Regions from separate parts of the Mus musculus genome. Here region 2 is linked to region 1. A link is a loop called in an ENCODE intact Hi-C map of the cell type or tissue named here. Cell type or tissue: heart. All regions are shown on one strand. Links, peaks and the distances in the headings refer to the core of each region. The heading gives the core; the rest is flanking DNA. Region 1 holds the start of Cyp3a16 (cytochrome P450, family 3, subfamily a, polypeptide 16). Region 2 has its middle 62 kb from the start of Cyp3a41b.

Region 1 (10,359 bases), core at 761-8,760:
TTGTGTAGTTCTCCACTTATATAACATGGGCTTTAGAGATTTAAGAAAAAATTCTATATATGTATGGGTGTCTTGCTGGCATGCATATCTTTGCACTATATGTATGCCTGTATGCCTTTGGAGGCCAAAATAGGACTACAAAAACCCAGGAGATGGAACTAAAGACCATTGTGAGCCACAAGAATGTTACAAGGAATTGAACCCATGTGCTTTACAAGAGCAGACAATGATCTTAACTTCTGAGTCATTGCTTCAGCTCCAAAATGGGGACAATAGCTTACTTATCTCAGGGAAAAATCATGAGGACCACAAAGAGAGTGTAAAGGCACTTGAAAGATCTGATGTGCTATGTGTGTGTTAATGACTAGCTAACCTCAAGACAGCCTTCTGGGAAGAATTAGAAAGTAAACATCGTGTGAAAATTCTTGTTGATTTTCTTTGCTATAAAAACAATAGCAATACTTATCCTTTAGAGCAGGAAAGGAACTATAGAATTCCTGTTTCACCTTCCCCACCCCTTATTGTTATCTCGCTGGTCCCCCTTACCTTGCTCCTTCTTTGAGGGATGAGTTCAAGTTGTTGTTACCCATTGGGCAGCAGCCCAGTTGGAATGAGGTGCTGGATCCCTGACTAATACTGTATGACATCAGACAGGGGTGATTCTGTCAAATGTGAAGACCTTGACATCTGCAACACAACCACACACCTAAATCTCAGGAAACACTGAGGAAAGGGGGCAGTAAGATTGTAAGAGTCAGAAGAGTCAGAAGTCTGCTGCCGGATGGTGTCTCTCAGAAAAGACAGGGGAGCCACACTCATGAAACATTAACAATATGATTACCTAGACAAGATCTGAACAATGACATCTGGAATAGACATGTTAAAGTGGACAGGTAACAAAACCCTCTTCTAAATGAAGAACCACAGGCAATTATTATTCCTGATAGAGGGAGACTAAAACTTCCCTTGGGATAAGTTCCTCCACTCATTTTCTGCACCAAGTGATGAGCCCTGAAATCATATATGTTTAAGCCACACTAAGTAAACTCAACAGGATGTATTCATATATTTACATTTCTATACCTGGAACAATAATAATGATGATGATAAAAGGGCCATGAATTTGAGAGGAAGTTGGGAGATTAGAGGAATTGGAGTGAGGAGTTGATCTAATTTTATTTTAATTAATAATTTTTAAAAGATAGAGAATTTGAACTTTAGAACTGATTGTTGAAATTAAATGAAATCTCTTAGACCCTCATTGTATTAGGGATGAAATATGCAACCCTAATTGAATCAGTTATCATTTGGGGCATGGTTGGTTCACTTGTGACAGTTATCCCTCACAGAGTTGTAGATTGGATGTTCTTAGCTACTGTGGACAAAGTTCTCAGGACAGTAAATATTAGCAATCACTGTCTGATGTCAGCTTGGTGGGTTTTAGGTGCATGTATATGCATGTATCTCTGATTGTGTGGCCTTTTGCACTCTGAGGTTCCAGTTAGAAGACAATGAATTTTATGACCTCAAGTCCACAGTGTTGTTTGTATGATTTTCCTAAAGTCCATCTTCGTATTTAGTATTCCCTCCTATACTTAGGAGCTTTTGGATCCTGATTTGGCTTGGAGATTTTTGGGGTTTTTGTTTTTTTCGTTTTTTGTTTTTGTTTTCTCTAAGTTTAAAAAAAAAAAGTTTTGGTAGCAGCAACCCCTCCCTCCTCTCCCAGTCACAGCATCACAAATCCCTCCCCCATTGCCCTCCCTCCTTCTCTTCAGAGAAAGTAAAGCTCCTACTAGGGTATCTTGCCTGGGACACCAATTCACAGCAGGACTACTTGCATTCTCTCCCACTGAGGCCATACTGGGCAGTCCAGATAGGGGAAGGGGATCCAATGGCAGGCTACAGAGTCAGAGACAGTCTCTGTTGCAATTGTTGGGGGAATCTCATGAAGACCAAGTTGAACATCTTCTATGAATGTGTAGCAGCCCTAGGTCCAATCCCTGCATGCTTTTTGGTTAGTGGCTCAATCTCTGTCAGTCCCAAGGTTCCAGGTTAGTTAACTCTGTAGATCTTTTTGTTGTGTTGTTAACCCCTCTGGCTCACTAAGTCCTATCCTTCACACTTCCACAGGACTCCATGGGCTTTCTCTGATGATGTTTTACTGTGGCTGGCTGTATTTCAATAGCTAATTTTGAATTTAAATCAATCTCTCTCCCTGTCTGTTTCTCTGTCTCTGTCTCTGTCTCTGTCTCTCTGTCTATGTCTCTCTCTGTCTCTGTCTGTCCCTCTCTCTGTCTCTCTCTGTCTCTCTGTCTCTCTCTCTCTCTGTGTGTGTGTGTGTGTGTGTCTGTGTGTCTGTGTGTGTCTGTGTGTGTCTGTGTGTCAGTGTGTGTCTGTGTCTGTGTGTGTGACAACTTTTTGTGTATAGAATGCATTCTGGTTAAATTCTCTCTTTACCCCAATCCCATCAGCTTTAGTTTTTCCCTGAATATCTCCTTCCTATATTGTGAAATGTTTTGTGTCCTGAAGACTTTAGTGCCATGTGTGTGACTGTGGGCATGGAACTGTCCATTAGAGTCTTTGTCACCAGTCACAAGTGGATCACAACTGAGTATAATTCTTCCCTCTCTCAATAGGCAGCAGTGAGTGGCAGGACCTGTCTCTTTATCACTGGTACTACAGTCAAGGGATAACAGGTGTTGAATTTTGAAGGTTAGATGTAGTAAAGGAATTTTTATGAGACATGGTCTCCCATATCTCAGGCAGGTCTAAAACATTTCATATGGTTTTGAATATTGTCTTTGAAATTCTGAGGCTCCTGCTTCTACTGTCTGAGTGTATTTTTAAATCAAGCCAGTCTTGGTGAGGGGGTGTTTCATATTGTTGAATTTGCTTGAATTTCTGATAGAAACCAAGATCCTTTGGCCTTACTCACATGGCACTGTTGTTTACTGATGCCACACAGAATGTTACCTTAAAGGAAGTCAACATAGGGTATGAATGAGCTTATATAAACTGTCCAGGGAAAGAGACGACCAAAGTCCAGGTGATGCAGGGGTAATCAATCTACTGGCTGAATTCCTAGTGCCACCCACCTTCCCAGCATATAAGTACTTCAGGCTCAGCAGAGTAGGCAGAAAGGAAGCCCTACAGAGAGTCACACACACACATCTGGAGGGAGAACACTGAGGAGTAAAATTGCAGACAGACAAGCAGAGATGAACCTATTTTCAGCGCTCTCACTGGATACATTGGTCCTCCTGGCAATCATCCTGGTGCTCCTCTACCGGTGAGTGATCTTCCCAGTTCCTTCCCAGACCATGTCCTCAGGATAGGGGTGATACTCAGACCTCTACTCTGTTATTATCAGGAAGATCAAAATGGTTATCAGAAGCAGGGGCTGGAGAGATGATGGCTCAGTGTTTAAGGGCACTGACTGTCCATTCAGAGGACATAGGTTTGAAACCCAACATCCAAATGGAGCTCAGAATCATCTGTAACTATATCTCCAGGGGATCTGACAACTTCCACATTCATAGCTAGTATGGTATTTAAGGGTGGTAGCTTTTGTAACCTGGCTAGCTCCTAAATAATTGAGACAGAGACCTACTAAGTTCATTAGCAAGCTTTAAGTGCTATGACTGGACAAATTCTAAGCTATTCTAACCCACAAAGCTTTCAACATCCTTGCCACAGGCCCCATTTTCCTTGTAGTGTAACCTTTCCCTGTCTTCTCCATTCCATGTCTGTTTTCATGGTGAGCTCTCTTGGTGATTTCTTCTCATGCCTGACCTCCTGGCAACCTTCTTCTTCCTCTACCTGCCTTTGGGCCCTTCTTCTCTTGGACCCTAACCTGCCTGTGGCAAACGACTTGTTCTCTTCTGCCCAGTAATTTGCTGTTCAATCCTTTATTAACCAATAAGAGATAGCTGGGGAGTATTCTTTACACACCATTGATACAGGGGATTCTTTATTATTGATGAGATTGCCCATTTCTGACGAGTATCAGGGTCTCAGGGTACAGAAACCAGCATCTGAATACAGAGAATGAAAGACCCTCCTCCAACAGATAGCAAAAGTTGAACTTAACGCTTATAAAAAGTTTTCAAATTTTCATGTTTTTATTTATTGTGGTTAGGGGCAGCAAATGGTATAGTGTATGTGTGTGCATGTATCTGTTTTTGTATGTGTGTGCTTGTGTGTGTGTGGGGGGGGGGTCAGAAGAGGAATTTTGAGAGTCAGTTCTCTCCTATTATGTGGGTCCCAAAGACCAAACTCAGATTATCAACATTATCAGTCAATGCCTTTACTTGTGGAGTCATCTTGAAGGCCTCAAATGAAATGAGGACAAAGTTCATTTTTCATTTTAATGTTTTGGCCATAAAGCAGATCAAGCCAGACCTATATATGCTAGGGAAACTGTTTACTTCTGAGCTATAGCCCCAGTGGTACTAACTCTTCTTAATGTTAATAATGACTTTATGCAGATCTGCTAGGCACCCAACCCAAGCTCTTCTACAACTTCCTCTTTTATGGTTTTCTATGCCCAGCCTTAGTTTCTTTGTTTGTATAATTACACAGAAATATATATATATATGTGTGTGTGTGTGTGTGTGTGTGTGTGTGTGTGTGTGTGTGTGTGTGTGTGTATTAGAGTTTCAGGCACTAAGCTGACAGATTCTGAGCTATTCTAACCTGCCTGGCCTACTCCCCATCCTAATTCCCAACCCTGTGGCATATTACCTGCCATTGTAGTCTTGCTCTGGCACCTCTCTCTTCTTTGTGTCCTGATTACTGAGTCCCCAGGTACCACCTGAGATCCTCTCCCTCACTCTGGGCGCAGAATTCTCACGTTTTTCTCTCTTGCCCAGCTATAGGCTGTTGTATCCTTGATTTGACCAATCAGAAGAAGCTGGATAAGAATGTTTTCCAAATACTGACTCAGGAGATGCTTCATGATAACAACAATACCAAAGTCTGAACCAGAGCTCTGCACTGGATCTTTGGGTACAGAAAACAGCAATTGAATGCACAGTGAACAAAGCCACCCCCCAGTAGTTTAATGATATCACTTAGGCTAGTTATGACCTAACTTAGTTTTGGTTATCCCTAGATCCATGAGAACTCAGCATACATGGATACCAGCAATTGGCTAACATGCAAATTCACTATTCACAAAGCTCTCTGGAAAATGGGGAAGGAAGGAGCCCAGTTGTTGATTTGTTTCAGTTTTTGATGATGGTCTTGCTTGTCTTTTCTGTGTGTGTGTGGATACAAGTGTTTCTGTTTCTCTTATAGATATGGGACCTGTACACATGGACTTTTTAAGAAACAGGGAATTCCTGGGCCCAAACCTCTGCCATTTTTAGGCACTGTCCTGAATTATTACAAGGTGAGTGTTGATTTAGCTTTCCTTATGGCTTCTATTTGTGGACAATAATGTCTTAGTTCTATTAAATGCTTCTAATGAGGAAACCCTGAGATATCAGGTCCTCATACTCTGTTTTCTCTTGATTCCTATCAATGTCCAGTGGTCCTCTGGGACTATTTTTGCCATATAAAACTAATAAGATATTTGCTGTATCTATATTTTATAATATGTATATAGGTATCTGCATGTATATGAATGTCCATATGTGTGTTCAGGGGCATATGCAGGTATATGTGTGTGTATGTGGATGCTGTGTGTGTGTGTAATTTTATAGTATGTATATGGGCATTTGCAATTGTGCAAGTGCCCATATGTGTGTGCAGGTGAATATGCATGTATATGTGTGCATATGAGGAGGTCAGAGTTTGGCATTGTGTGTTTTCCTGATTGCTCTTCAGTTCATCCTTTGAGTCAAGTCTCTCTGACTTAATTAGTTTAGCTATCCAGCTTACTCTCGGGGTCCCTTGTCTCTGACTCTTGCAAATGGGTTCTATTATCTCCTACCAAGTATTTACACAGATCTTCAGGGTCAAATTCTGTTTTTCACAGAGTGCTTTTCCCACTGAAGCATCTCTATAGCTCCCGTTGTCACTACTCCATTTATTTATTTTTGGTAGAGGTTGTGTATATGCCACAGCACAGCAGGCACATGTAGGTCAGAGGTCAAGTTGTGGGAGTCAGTCTGCTTTTGCTGAAATCTTAGTCTTAAGGATATAGCTCAGGATATCACGCTTGGTGGCAAGTTCCTTTTCATTTGGAGCCATCTCACTGGCTCTAGTGGCAATTAATTGAAATTCACCTTGAGTAAAATGCCCAGATCTCCCTGTCATTCAGTCTTGATACTGAGGATGTGATACTCTGATCTTGTGAGCAGTAAAGGAAGAGTTTGTTTCTTGCTCAGTGTAGAGTCCAGGAAGGCACTGCTGTAGTTATTTGGAGAAAATCTTGAAGGGTTTTCCAACTTCTAGAACACCAATCTATATTTACTAGATTAAACTTCTCTTTGTATGAGGTCTTATGAGTGACACCTTTGTTCTTTTCTGAATATTTCTGAAGCATCAGCTTATCACAGATCTCCCAAAACCCACATTTTGGAGGCATTTCATATACTTCACTTCTCTGCTTAATTTTTAAACCCATGAAGATTTTTCTATAACAGTAGACTCAGCATGTACTATTTATGTTTAGGCTTTTCAGAACTAAAAAATCTAGCTTCTCTCTTTATTTAGGTACTGCTTCCTGGTTAATGACTGTTTCATCTAGAAAGATTTTATGTGTATAATGTTGTGTGTGTGTGTGTGTGTGTGTGTGTGTGTGTGTGTGTGTGTGTGTGTGTGTGTGTGCATGTGAGTGCAGCACCTATAGAGGACAGAAGAGGGCTCTCAATTCCCTGGAGCTAAAATTACAGGTGGAGGCAAGATGCAGGATGTGGATTCTGGGGACGGAACTTTGACCCTTTGCAAGTTCAACCAGTGCTTTTGGCTTAGTGACATGTTGTAGGTTTTGTTGTTCTTTTTGTTTTTCTTTTGTTGTTGTTGTTGTTGTTGTTGTTGTTTTGGCCCTGAGGATGAGATGCAAATCTCATGCATGCTTGGCAAAATGCTCTACTCTAGGTACTGCGATGGACCTACAGCCACCTCTCTTCCTTTAAGGTAGCAATCTTAGGCATGAGTCTCAGTAGCAAGTGAGAATATTTGAGATAGGATGATGGTTGTCAGTCAGCTTAGATCCTTACCTACATAGAGTGTTTATTTTCTTCTTTTTCTTTTAAAGATTTGTTAAAATCAAAGACACTAGGGAAAGTATGATTTAACAAACTTATTAGAAAATTGAGTAATGAGAATGTAATGTGCCATGTAGGTAGCCTGCTTTGAAACATGGCCCATGGTCATTCTTCCAGGCACACATTCCCAAGCTCACACCCAGAGGTTGAATGGCAAAGTTTGTGCTATTGTGTGCTCTGGATTTTCTTCCTACAGGATCTGTGCTTCTCTTGCACATTCTGTAAAACATTTCATATTATTATTATTATCATCATCATCATTTTTGCTATTATTATTATTATTATTATTATTACTAGTGTGTGTTGTGTGTATGCGTTGTGAGTCGGTGTGCACAGTCCAATGACACAATGCCAGGGTGTCATGTGTCCTGCTTTCTCATTCTGCACTTCCCCACCAATCCATCCTGCTCCTGACACATCAAACATTTCTGAATAAGATCTTTTCTGTGTCAGAGACAATTAACCTGTCTTTATGGGATCTGAGGATTTTCAAGCTCTGGCTACAGAGTGGTCAGTACATAGAGGACAGTAATGGATTTCATTCTATTTCTCTTTCCAGGGTTTATGGAAATTTGACATGGAGTGCTATGAAAAGTATGGAAAAACGTGGGGGTGAGCATTCTGAAAAGTTCCATCCAGTTGACTGTTTTTAGGAGGAGGCACTTCACTTGTGCAAGGATGGGGGCAGCCTGAAATGTAGCCATGAGTAAAGGTGATAATGCCTCCTATTGACTGCCAGGGTTCAAAGGTCTAATTGACATGAAAACATTGCACACTGAGGCTTTTTGACAGGCTTTGATGTTCCATGGATTCGAGTTTTTTTTCTTCCAGTAATAATTAATTTGTTCAGTTTACAACCTGGTCACTTTCGCAATGCCCATGTCCTTCACACAATCTCCCCTCCCGAATCCTCTGAAACTGTGGAGATTCTGAGTCTCTCCCCAGGCTTCAAATTTTATCTACTGTCTCTTCTAATATGTTTTCTTCTCTGAAACTTTCTTTTCCTGACATGCTATGCATTGCTTCAGGTCCCACTGATATGCTCTGGCAAACATCTTGTTCCACCTCCTTGCCACGATGGGTCATTTCCATATAGAAGCCCACATTCTTCACTTCATTATTGACTTTAGTATGCCATGTGACAGTAGAGGAGGGCTAATCTAGCTAAGGGCTTAGTAAATGATTCATGCTTAGCATGAAATCAATTCCTTTTTTCATATAGAGACTTCATTGTTTATGTTTTATTTTGCATCATATGTTTTTCCTGGATTGGGGACAAGTATGCTGGTACATATATGCAGGTCAGAGGATAACTTGTGGAAATTACTTCTCTACTTCCAGGTTACTGCACTCATGTCATCAGGCTTGAAACAGGTGCCTTTCATCTGTCGTACCATCTACTCAGCCCCTGCCAAGATTTTTGATAAAAGTGTGTATCAGATGACAGCTTGTACCAGTCAGTTCTCTCTTTCCAACACATAGATCCCAGGAACTGAGCTGACTGCATTAGGTGCCTCTAACTTTGGACCACTTATTTTCTCCTTCCAGGAACTAGCTGTGTGCAAATCTTCAGACAGGGTCAGGATCATAATTCATTTACAAGAATGTTGACAGTCATGCAGAGAGCATGTGGAGGCTCTCCCAGCTACAGTGAATTCAGGAATACAGAAGAAATCCTATCCAGCTCTCCCCTCTGCTTCCTGACTCCCATGCTCTTTCTGTCCTGTCTTCCAGACTACCTGAGCTTTGAAGAAGTAGATACAAACACCTCAGTTAAATTCTGTGTTTTAATATCAGTATATCAAAAGCAGGATCTGCACTCTAGGCAGGTACCCTAATACTGAGCTGCATCCCAACACCAGATGTTGACATATTCTAGTATTTTTAATATTTTTTTTCTTTTTCAAGTCAGGGTTCCTCTGTGTGTAGCCCTGGTTGTCCAGGACTTGCTTTGTAAACCAGGCTGGCATTGAACTCAGAGATCTGCCTGCCTCTGGCTCTGGTGTATTCCAGATGTATTGGAGATTCCTGGAGCTGGTGTTAGAGGTGATTGTGAGCTACCCAATGTAGGTGTTAGGATCCAAACTTAGGTCCTCTGCAAGAGCAACATGTGCTCTTAACTGTGGAGACATTGCTCCAGACCCTTGCAATATTTAAAATATGCAAATTCATAGAAAATGATATGGGCAATTCTCACATATACACATCTAGACTTGCCAAATTTCCACTTGTTATTTCTAAGTGCGGTGCCTTAAAGAGCTGATTTGTCTTTAAGTGGCTCATTGTGTCTTGAATGACATTAATTATCATTTTCCAATGACTCCATTGAGTACATGGTCAGAATTCCTAAGCTGAACTGGGAACTCCTGTGACCATGCATTGTATAAGCAAAGTGAGGGTCCTGAAGCATTAGGATCAACGTCTGGGTGTGGCTCTCACGTCAGAACCTGGTTCATCAGCTGTCTTCCCCACACAGGTTGTTTGATGGTCAAATACCTCTCTTTGTCATCACGGACCCAGAGACGATTAAGAATGTGCTAGTGAAGGAATGTTTTTCTGTCTTCACAAACCGGCAGGTAGGTCACATTGGTTTTTCATTCATATACATATACACATACATACACATACACATATACATATATATGTGTGTGTGTGTGTGTGTGTGTGTGTGTGTGTGTGTGTGTGTGTGTGTGTGTATTCATTTTACATCCTGATTGCAGCACACTTCCCGCTTTTCCTCCCAGTCCTACCCTTACTGATCCCTCCTCCCATAGCCCCACCCTCTTCCCCCCAGAGAAGGGGAAGTCCCCCTTGTGTACCACCTTCCCTGGGACATCCACCAGCATCAGGACTAAGTGCATCCTCTCCCACTGAGGCACAACCAAGCAGTCCAGCTAGGGGGAGGAGATCTAGTGGCTGGCAACTGATTCAGAGACAGTCCCAGCTCCAATTTTTAGGAGATTCACACAAAGACCTGACACTAATGTGTAGGGAGCCGATGTCCATCCCCTGTAAGTACTTTGGTTAATTATTCAATCTCTGTGATCCCCCATGGGCCGAGGTTATTTGACTCTGTATGTCTTCTTTGGATTCCCTGACCCTTCTGGCTTTCACAATCCTATCCCTGACTCATCCACATGACTCC
Region 2 (10,359 bases), core at 818-8,817, 180 kb before region 1:
ATCCTTCAGATCATTTCAAGTACCAGTTTTTCTTCTGCCAGAATGTCAGTACAGTGATGAGTAGGTGAAGTCTCACACAGTAGTGTAGTGAGATTGAGGACAGCAGGTGGAGCGAAGTGAAGGTTACTTGTTCAGTCAACAAGAAGCTCTGATGTGTCACAGGAGCGTTGGTCATTATCTATCAGTCAAAGGGCTTTTGGATAATGCTTTTGAGAGCATGGGGTGCCACTACACCTATTTGCTGTCCCAGAGTGAGTGTATCAGCATCCTTGACAAGCAGTGTTATGGCAGCAATAGTTTTCAGGCAAGAAAACCACCCGCTGGAAACAGGGTGTAACTTCTTGGATAGGTAAGCCACTGGCCTTTTTCAAAGCCAATTGGCCATTCCCTCAGTATATGCTCCGTCGTTATCCCTGCATTTCTTGTGGACAGACCAAATTTTGTGATAAAAAATTTTGGGGTGGGTTCGTGTCCTTATTTCTCCACTGAGGGTCCTGCCTAAATACATGAGGTGGCCTCTTCAGGTTTCAAATCAACATTGCTGTGCTTCTCAGCTAAGGTCTCCCATATTGACTCCTGAGATCCCTCCCTATTCCAGGTCTCTATCATCCCCTAGAGATGCCCCATTAGCTCACATTCAGGAGCTGCAGATTTTCATTCACTCTTCAATACCTGTAGCTTTCTCTCCTGTCTCTTAACACACCAGATCCTGAACCCTCATGATGCCTTCCTCCACATTCCTGGGCACATTATTTTAATCCCAGCACTCAGAAGGCAGAAGCAGGAGGATCTCTACAACTTTCAGGCCAGACTGATCTACAGAGCAATTCCAGGATATCCAGGGCTAGCTACACCGTTGAAACACTGTCTAAAAAAAGTATTTATTACATATTTATTTGTTTATATGTAAGCATATACGTGTGTGGTCTGGAGACCAGAAGACAAGTTGTGGAAATTCATTCTTCTATTCCATCACATAGATGCTGGGAATTGAACTCAGGTTGTCAGGTTTGGAGACAGGTAACTTTGTTCTCTGAGCTACCTTGAAAGCCTATAGCTTTTTCTTTCATCATTAATGGGGCAGCAGATATCCACATTGTATTCTGTGCTAGGCATCCCAAATTTGGGTTGAATCCAGGTTGTCATGACATGTCCTCTGTGGTTTTTGTTGTTGTTACTATTTAGCTTAGGACTTTTTTGGTGTCATTCTCACAAGAAAGGCACACATTTATTGCTTTGTTCTCTTTTTTGAGTTTGATTTGCAGCAAGTTATAAATGTGATGGGCATGGTGCCCTCCACACTAATTCTCTGGGTTGATATGGTTTATGAAATCCTTTGGATTATATCCAAAAAAAATTTTTTTAATTAAAAAATCCAGTAGCAATCACTTTTTGGTACTTCATTCACTTGTGTAGTTCTCTACTTCTATAACATGGGCTCTAGAGATTTAAGAAAAAAATCTTTATATGTATGGGTGTCTTGCTGGCATGCATATCTTTGCACTATATGTATGCCTGTATGCCTTTGGAGGCCAAAATAGGACTACAAAAACCCAGGAGATGGAGCTAAAGACCATTGTGAGCCATGAGAATGTTACAGGGAATTGAACCCATGTGCTTTACAAGAGCAGACAATGATCTTAACTTCTGAGTCATTGCTTCAGCTCCAAAATGCGGACAATAGCTTACTTATCTCAGGGAAAAATCACGAGGACCACAAAGAGAGTGTAAAGGCACTTGAAAGGTCTGATGTGCTATGTGTGTGTTAATGACTAGCTAACCTCAAGACAGCCTTCTGGGAAGAATTAGAAAGTAACCATCATATGGAAATTCTTGTTGATTTTCTTTGCTATAAAAACAATAGCATGGCTTATCCTTTAGAGCAAGAAAGGAACTGTAGAATTCCTGTTTCACCTTCCCCACCCCTTATTGTTATCTCGCTGGTCCCCCTTACCTTGCTCCTTCTTAGAGGGATGAGTGCAGGTTGTTTTTTACCCACTGGAGAGCATCCCAGTTTGAATGAGGTGCTAGATCCCTGACTAATCCTGTATGACATCAGACAGGTGTGATTCTGTTAAATGTGAAGACCTTGACATCTGCAACACAACCCCACACCTAAATCACAGGGAACACTGAGGAAATGGGGCAGTAAAAATGATTGTAAGAGTCAGAGGAGTCAGAAGTCTGCTACCGGATGGTGTCGCTCAGAAATGACAGGGGAGCCACACTCATGAAACATTAACAATATGATTACCTAGACAAGATCTGAACAATGACATCTGGAATAGACATGTTAGTGGACAGGTAACAAAACTTCTCTTCTAAATGAAGAACCACAGGCAATTATGATTCCTGAGAGAGGGAGACTAAATCTTCCCTTGGGATAAGTCCCACCATTCTTTGTCTGCACCAAGTGATCAGCCCTGAAATCATATATGTTTAAGCCACACTAAATGAACTCAACAGGATGTATTCATATATCTACATTTATATACATGGAACAATAATAATAATGATGATAAAAGGGCCATGAATTTGAGAGGAAGTTGGGAGATTAGAGGAATTGGAGTGAGGAGTTGATCTAATTTTATTTTAATTAGTAATTTTAAAAGATGGAGAATTTGAACTTTAGAAATGATTTGAACTTTTTGAACGTGATCTCTTAGATCCTCATTGTATTAGGGATGAACTTTGTAACCTTGATTGAATGAGTTATCATTTGGGGCATGGTTGGTTCACTTGTGACAGTTATCCCTCACAGAGTTGTAGATTGGATGTTCTTAGCTACTGTGGACAAAGTTCTCAGGACAGTAAATATTAGCAATCACTGTCTGATGTCAGCTTGATGGATTTTAGGTGCATATATATGCATGTATCTCTGATTGTGTGGCCTTTTGAACTCTGAGGTTCCAGTTAGAAGACAATGAATTTTATGACCTCAAGTCCACAGTGTTGTTTGTATGATTTTCCTAAAGTCCATCTTGGTATTTAGTATTCCCTCCTATACTTAGGAGCTTTTGGATCCTGATTTGGCTTGGAAATTTGGGGGGTTTTTGTTTTTTCGTTTTTTGTTTTTGTTTTCTACTAAATTAAAAAAAAAGTGTTGGTAGCAGCAACCCCTCCCTCCTCTCCCAGTCACAGCATCACAAATCCCTTCCCGATTGCCCTCCTTCCTTATCTTCAGAGAAGGTAAAGCTCCTACCAGGGAATCTCCCCTGGGTCACCAATTCACAGCAGGACTACTTGCATTCTCTCCCACTGAGGCCATACTGGGCAGTCCAGATAGGGGAAGGGGATCCAGTGGCAGGCAACAGAGTCAGAGACAGTCTCTGTTGCAATTGTTGGGGGAATCTCATGAAGACCAAGTTGAACATCTTCTATGAATGTGTAGCAGCCCTAGGTCCAACCCCTGCATACTTTTTGGTTAGTGGCTCAGTCTCTGTCAGTCCCAAGATTCCAGGTTAGTTAACTCTGTAGATCTTTTTGTTGTGTTGTTAACTACTCTGGCTCACTCAGTCCTATCCTTCACACTTCCGCAAGACTCCTTGGGCTTTCTCAGATGATGTTTTACTGTAGCTGGCTGTATTTCAATGGTTAATTTTAAATTTAAATCAATCTATCTCCCCCTCTCTCTTTCTGTGTGTGTGTGTGACAACTTTTTGTGTATAGAATGCATTCTGGTTAAATTCCCTCTTTACCCCAATCCCATCAGCATCAGTTTTTCCCTGAATATCTCCTTCCTGTATTGTGAAATGTTTTGTGTCCTGAAGACTTTAGTGCCATGTGTGTGACTGTGGGCATGGAACTGTCCATTAGAGTCTTTGTCACCAGTCACAAGTGGATCACAACTGAGTATAATTCTTCCCTCTCTCAATAGGCAGCAGTGAGTGGCAGGACCTGTCTCTTTATCACTGGTACTACAGTCAAGGGATAACAGGTGTTGAATTTTGATGGATAGATGTAGTAAAAGAATTTTTATGAGACATGGTCTCCCATATCTCAGGCAGGTCTAAAACATTTCATATGGTTTTGAATTTTGTCTTTGAACTTCTGAGACTCCTGCTTCTAGTGTCTGAGTCTACTTTTAAATCTAGCCAGCTTGGTGAGGGAGTGTTTCATGTTGTAGATTTTGCTTGAATTTCTGATAGAAACCAAGATCCTTTGGCCTTACCCACATGCCACCGTGGTTTACTGATGTCACACAGGACGTTACCTTAAAGAAGGTCAACATAGGCTATGAATGAACTTATATAAACTGTCCTGGGAAAGGGACGACCAAAGTCCAGGTGATGCAGGGGTAATCCATTTACTGGCTGAATTCCTAGTGCCACCCACCTTCCGAGCATATAAGTACTTCAGGCACAGCAGAGTAGGCAGAAAGGAAGCCCTACAGAGAGTCACACACACACATCTGGAGGGAGAACACTGAGGAGTAAAATTGCTGACAGACAAGCAGGGATGAACCTGTTTTCAGCTCTCTCACTGGATACATGGATCCTCCTGGCAATCATCCTGGTGCTCCTCTACCGGTGAGTGATCTTCCCAGTTCCTTCCCAGACCATGCCCCCAGGATTGGGGTGATACTCAGACCTCTACTCTGTTATTATTAGAAAGATCAAGATGATTATCAGAAGCGGGGGCTGGAGAGATGATGGCTCAGTGTTTAAGGGCACTGACTTTCCATTCAGAAGACACAGGTTTGAATTGCAAGAGCCAAATGGAGCTCAGAATTATCTGTAACTATAGCTCCAGGGGATCTGACAACTTCCACATTCATAGCTAGTATGGTATTAAAGGGTGGTAGCTTTTGTAACCTGCTTAGCTCCTAAATAATTGAGACAGAGACCTACTAAGTTCATTAGCAAGCTTTAAGCACTATGACTGGACAAGTTCTAAGCTATTCTAACCCACAAAGCTATAACATCCCTGCCACAAGCCCCATTTTCCTTGCAGATTGACCTTTCCCAGTCTTTCTCCATTCCATGTGTGTTTTTATGGTGAGCTCTCTTGGTGATTTTTTCTGATGCCTGACCTCCTGACAACCTTCTTCTTCCTCTACCTGCCTGTGAGCCCTACTTCTCTTGGACCCTAACCTGCCTGTGACTAACAACTTGTTCTATTCTGCCCAGTAATTTGATTTTCAGCCCTTTGTTAACCAATAAGAGATAGCTGGGGAGTATTCTTGAAACCCCAATGATACAGGGGATTCTTTATTACTGATGAGATTGCCCACTTCTGACGAGTATCAGGGTCTCAGGGGACAGAAACCAGCATCTGAATACAGAGAATGAAAGACCCTCCCCCAACAGTTAGCAAAAGTTGAAATTAATGCTTGTAAAAAGTTTTCAAATTTTCATGTTTTAATTTATTGTGGTTAGGGGCAGCAAATGGTATAGTGTATGTGTGTGCATGTATCTGTTTTTGTATGTGTGTGCTTGTGTGTGTGTGTGTGTGTGTGTGTGTGTGTGTGTGTGTGTGTAGGTCAAAAGAGGAATTTTGAGAGCCAGTTCTCTCCTATTATGTGGGTCCCAAAGACCAAACTCAGATTATCAACATTATCAGTCAATGCCTTTACTTGTGGAGTCATCTTGAAGGCCTCAAATGAAGTAAGGACAAAGTTAATTTTTCATTTTAATGTTTTGGCCATAAACGAGATCAAGCCACACCTATATATGCTAGGGAAACTGTTTACTTCTGATCTATATCTCCAGTGGTACTAACTCTTGTTAATGTTAATAATGACTTTATGCAGATCTGCTAGGCACCCAACCCAAACTCTTCTACAGCTTCCTCTTTTATGGTTTTCTATGCCCAGCCTTAGTTTCTTTGTTTGTATATTTACATATATATATATATATATATATATATCAGAGGTTCAGGCACTAAGCTGACAGATTCTGAGCTATTCTAGCCTGCCTGGCCTACTCCCCAGCCTAATTCCCAACCCTGTGGCATATTACCTGCCATTGTAGTCTTGCTCTGGCACATCTCTCTTCTTTGTGTCCTGATTACTGAGTCCCCAGGTCCCACCTGAGATCCTCTCCCTCACTCTGGGCACAGAATTCTCATGTTTTTCTCTCTTGCCCAGCTATAGGCTGTTGTATCCTTGATTTGACCAATCAGAAGAAGCTGGATAAGAATGTTTTCCAAATACTGATGCAGGAGATGCTTCATGATAAGGACAATACCAAAGTCTGAACCAGAGCTCTGCACTGGATCTTTGGGTACAGAAAACAGCAATTGAATGCACAGTGAACAAAGCCATCTCCCAGTAGTTTAATGATATCACTTAGGCTAGTTATGGCCTAACTTAGTTTTGGTTATCCCTAGATCCATGAGAACTCAGCACACATGAATAGCAGCAATTGGCTAACATGCAAATTCACTATTCACAAAGCTCTCTGGGAAATGGGCAAGGAGGGAGCCCAGTTGTTGATTTGTTTCAGTTTTTGATGATGGTCTTGCTTGTCTCTTCTCTTCTATGTGTGTGTGTGTGGATGCAAGTGTTTCCGTTTCCCTTATAGATATGGAACCCTTACACAAGGACTTTTTAAGAAACAGGGAATTCCTGGGCCCAAAGCTCTGACATTTTTAGGCACTGTGCTGAATTATTACAAGGTGAGTGTTGATTTAGCTTTCCTTTTGGCTTCTGCTTGCGGCTAATAATGTCTTAGTTCTATTAAATGCTTCTACTGAGGAAATGCTGAGATATCAGATCCTCATACTCTGTTTTCTCTTGATTCCTGTCAAAATCCAGTGGTCCTCTGAGATATTTTAGCCATGTAAAACTAATTAAATATTTGTATGTGTTTATATTTTATAGTATGTATATGGGTATCTGCACATATACGAATGTCCATATATGTGTTCAGGGGCATATGCATGTATATGTGTGTGGATGTGGATGCTGTGTGCCTGTGTAATTTTATAGTATGTATATGGGCATTTGCATGTGTGTGAGTGCCCATATGTGTGTGCAGGTGAATATGCATGTATATGTGTGCGTTTGAGGTCAGAGGTTCACACTGTGTGTTTTCCTGATTGCTCTTCAGTTCATCCTTTGAGTCAGAGTCTCTCACTTTGACCTGGCTCTCTCTGACTTGATTAGTTTAGTTAACCAGCTTGCTCTTGGGGTCTCTTTTCTCTGACTCTTGCACATGTGTTCTATTACCTCCTCCCAGGTATTTACACAGACCTTCAGAGTCAAATTCTGTTTTTGACAGATTGCTTTTCTCACTGAAGCATCTCCTTAGCTCCCATTGTCACTACTCCATTTATTTATTTTTGGTAGAGGTTGTGTATATGCCACAGCACAGCAGGCACATGTAGGTCAGAGGTCAGGTTGTGGGACTCAGTCTGCTTTTGCTGAAATCTTAGTCTTAGGGATAGAGCTCAGGTTATCAGGCTTGGTAGCAAGGTCCTTTTCATTTGGAGCCATCTCACTGGCTCTAGTGGCAATCAATTGAAATTCATCTTGAGTAAAATGCCCAGATCTCCCTGTCATTCAGTCTTGATACTAATGATGTGATACTCTGATCTTGTGAGCAGTAAAGGAAGAGTTTGTTTCTTGCTCAGTGTAGAGTCCAGGGAGGCTCTACTGTAGTTATTTGGAGGAAATCTTCAAGGGATTTTCAACTACTAGGACACCAATCTATATTTACTAGATTAAAATTCTCTTTGTATGAGTTCTTATGATCTACACTTTTGTTCTTTTTTCTGAATATTTCTGAAGCAGCAGCTTATCACAGATCTCCAGGACCCACATTTTGGAGCCATTTCATATACTTGAGTTCTCTGCTCAATTTTTAAACCCATGAAGATTTTTCTATAACAGTAGACTCAGCATGTACTATTTATATTTAGGTTTTTCAGAACTAGAAAATTTAGCTTCTCTCTTTATTTATGTACTGGGGTCCTGGTTAGTGACTGTTTCATCTAGAAAGATTTTATGTGTATAATGTTGCGTGTGTGTGTGTGTGTGTGTGTGTGTGTGTGCATGTGAGTGCTGCAACTATGGAGGACAGAAGAGGGTTCTCAATTCCCTGGAGCTAGAATTACAGGTGGAGGCAAGATGCAGGATGTGGATTCTGGGAACGGAACTTGGACCCTTTGCAAGTTCAACCAGTGCTTTAGGCTTAGTGACATGTTGTAGGTTTTGTTGTTCTTTTTGTTTTTCTTTTGTTGTCGTTGTTGTTGTTTTGATACTGAGGATGAGATGCAAATCTCATGCATGCTTGGCAAACTGCTCTACTCTAGCTACTGTGATGGACCTACAGCCACCTCTCTTCCTTTAAGGTAGCAATCTTAGGCATGAGTTTCAGTAGCAAGTGAGAATATTTGAGATAGGATGATGGTTGTCAGTCAGCTTAGATCCTTACCTACATAGAGTGTTTATTTTCTTCTTTTTCTTTTAAAGATTTGTTAAAATCAAAGACATTAGGTAAAGTATGATTTAACAAACTTATTAGAAAATTGAGTAATGAGAATGTAATGTGCCATGTAGATAGCCTGCTTTGAAATGGTCATTCCTCCAGACACACATTCCCAAGCTCACACCCAGAGTTTGAGTGGCAAAGTTTGCGCTATTGTCTGCTCTCGATTTTCTTCCTACAGGATCTGTGCTTCTCTTGCACATTCTGTAAAACAATTGTGTATTATTATTATTATGATTATTATTATTATTATTACTAGAGTGTGTTGTGTGTATGCGTTGTGAGTCAGTGTGTACAGTCCAATGACACAATGACAGCGTGTTATGTGTCCTGCTTTCTCATTCTGCCCTTCCCCACCAACCCATCCTGCTCCTGACACATGAAACATTTCAAAATAAGATCTTTTTTCTGCCAGAGACAATAAACCTGACTTCATGGGATCTGAGGATTTTCAAGCTCTGGCTACAGAGTGGTCAGTACATAGAGGGCAGTAATGGGATTCATTCTATTTCTCTTTCCAGGGTTTTTGGAAATTTGACATGGAATGCTATGAAAAGTATGGAAAAACATGGGGGTGAGCATTCTGGAAATTTCCATCTAGTTGACTGTTTTTAGGAGGACACAATTCACTTGTGCAAGGATGGGGGCAGCCTGAAATGTAGCCATGAGTAAAGGTGATAATGCCTCCTATCAACTGCCAGGGTTCAAAGGTCTAATTGACATGAAAATATTGCACACTGAGGCTTTTTGACAGGGTTTGATGTTCCATGGATTCGAGGTATTTTTTTTCTTCCAGTAGTTATTAATTTGTTCAGTTTACAACCTGGTCACTTTCGCAATGCCCATGTCCTTCACACAATCTTCGCTCCCGAATCCTCTGAGAGTGTGGGGCTTCTGAGTCTCTCCCCAGGCTTGAACTTTTATCTACTGCCTCCTCTAATTTGTTTTCTTCTCTGAAACTCTTTTCCTGACATGCTATGCATTGCTTCAGGTCCCACTGATATGCTCTGGCAAACGTCTTGCTCCTTTTCCTTGCCACGATGGGTCATTTTATATAGAAGCCTACATTCTTCACTTTATTATTGACTTTAGTATGCCATTTGACAGTAGGGGCAGGCTAATCTAGCTAAGGGCTTGGTAAATGATTCATGCTTAGTCTCTCTTCATATAGAGACTTCATTGTTTATGTTTTATTTCGCATCATATTTTTTCCTGAATTGGGGCAAGTATGCTGGTACATATATGCAGGTAAGAGTATAAATTGTGGAAGTTAGTTCTCCAATTCCAGGTTACTGCACTCATGTCATCAGGCATGGTTCAGGTTCCTTTATCTGTTGCGCCATCTCCTCAGCCCCTGCCAAGATTTTGGATAAAAGTGTGTATCAGATGACAGATTGTACCAGTCAGTTCTCTCTTTCCAACACATAGATCCCAGGGACTGAGCTGACCTCATCAGGTGCCTCTACCGTTGGACCATTTATTTTCTCCTTCCAGGAACTAGCTGTGTGCAAATCTTCAGACAGGGTCAGGACGTTTAGCCATTTGCCAGAATGTTGACAGTCATGCAGAGGGCATGTGGAGGCTCTCCCAGCTACAGTGAATTCAGGAATACAGAAGAAATCCTATCCAGCTATCCCCTCTGCTTCCTGACTCTCATGCTCTTCTTGTCCTGTCTTCCAGACTCCATGAGCTTTGGAGAAGTAGATACAAGCACCTCAGTTAAATTCTGTGTTTTAATATCAGTGTACCAAAACCAGGATCTACACTCTAGGCAGGTACCATAATACTGAGAAGCATCCCAACACCAGATATTGACATATACTAGTATTTTTAATATTTTATGTCTTTTTCAAGTCAGGGTTTATCTGTGTATAGCCCTGGTTGTCCAGAACTCGCTTTGTGAACCAGGCTGGCATTGAACTCAGGG

What was found. A loop is a pair of places that touch in the nucleus more often than their neighbours do. Peaks named below come from ENCODE experiments on the same cell type or tissue, not always from the same donor. Only the 100,000 strongest peaks of a DNase experiment are listed, where the experiment ranks them.
Region 2: a loop joins it to region 1, with 26 times the contacts of the local background. A loop is called at or near these places in 5 of 42 quality-filtered maps.

What each region holds. Positions count from the first base shown.
Region 1 is chr5:145,462,500-145,472,858 of GRCm38, reverse strand. It overlaps Cyp3a16 (cytochrome P450, family 3, subfamily a, polypeptide 16), which reads left to right and starts at 3,136. Exons shown (of 13, transcript NM_007820.2): 1 at 3,136-3,289; 2 at 5,299-5,392; 3 at 7,774-7,826; 4 at 9,691-9,790. The coding sequence starts at 3,219. In heart, for the core only: no CTCF peak of the experiment used is centred there; no DNase peak of the experiment used is centred there.
Region 2 is chr5:145,641,919-145,652,277 of GRCm38, reverse strand. It overlaps the pseudogene Cyp3a63-ps. Among named protein-coding and RNA genes, the nearest start is that of Cyp3a41b, 62 kb to the right of the region's middle. In heart, for the core only: no CTCF peak of the experiment used is centred there; no DNase peak of the experiment used is centred there.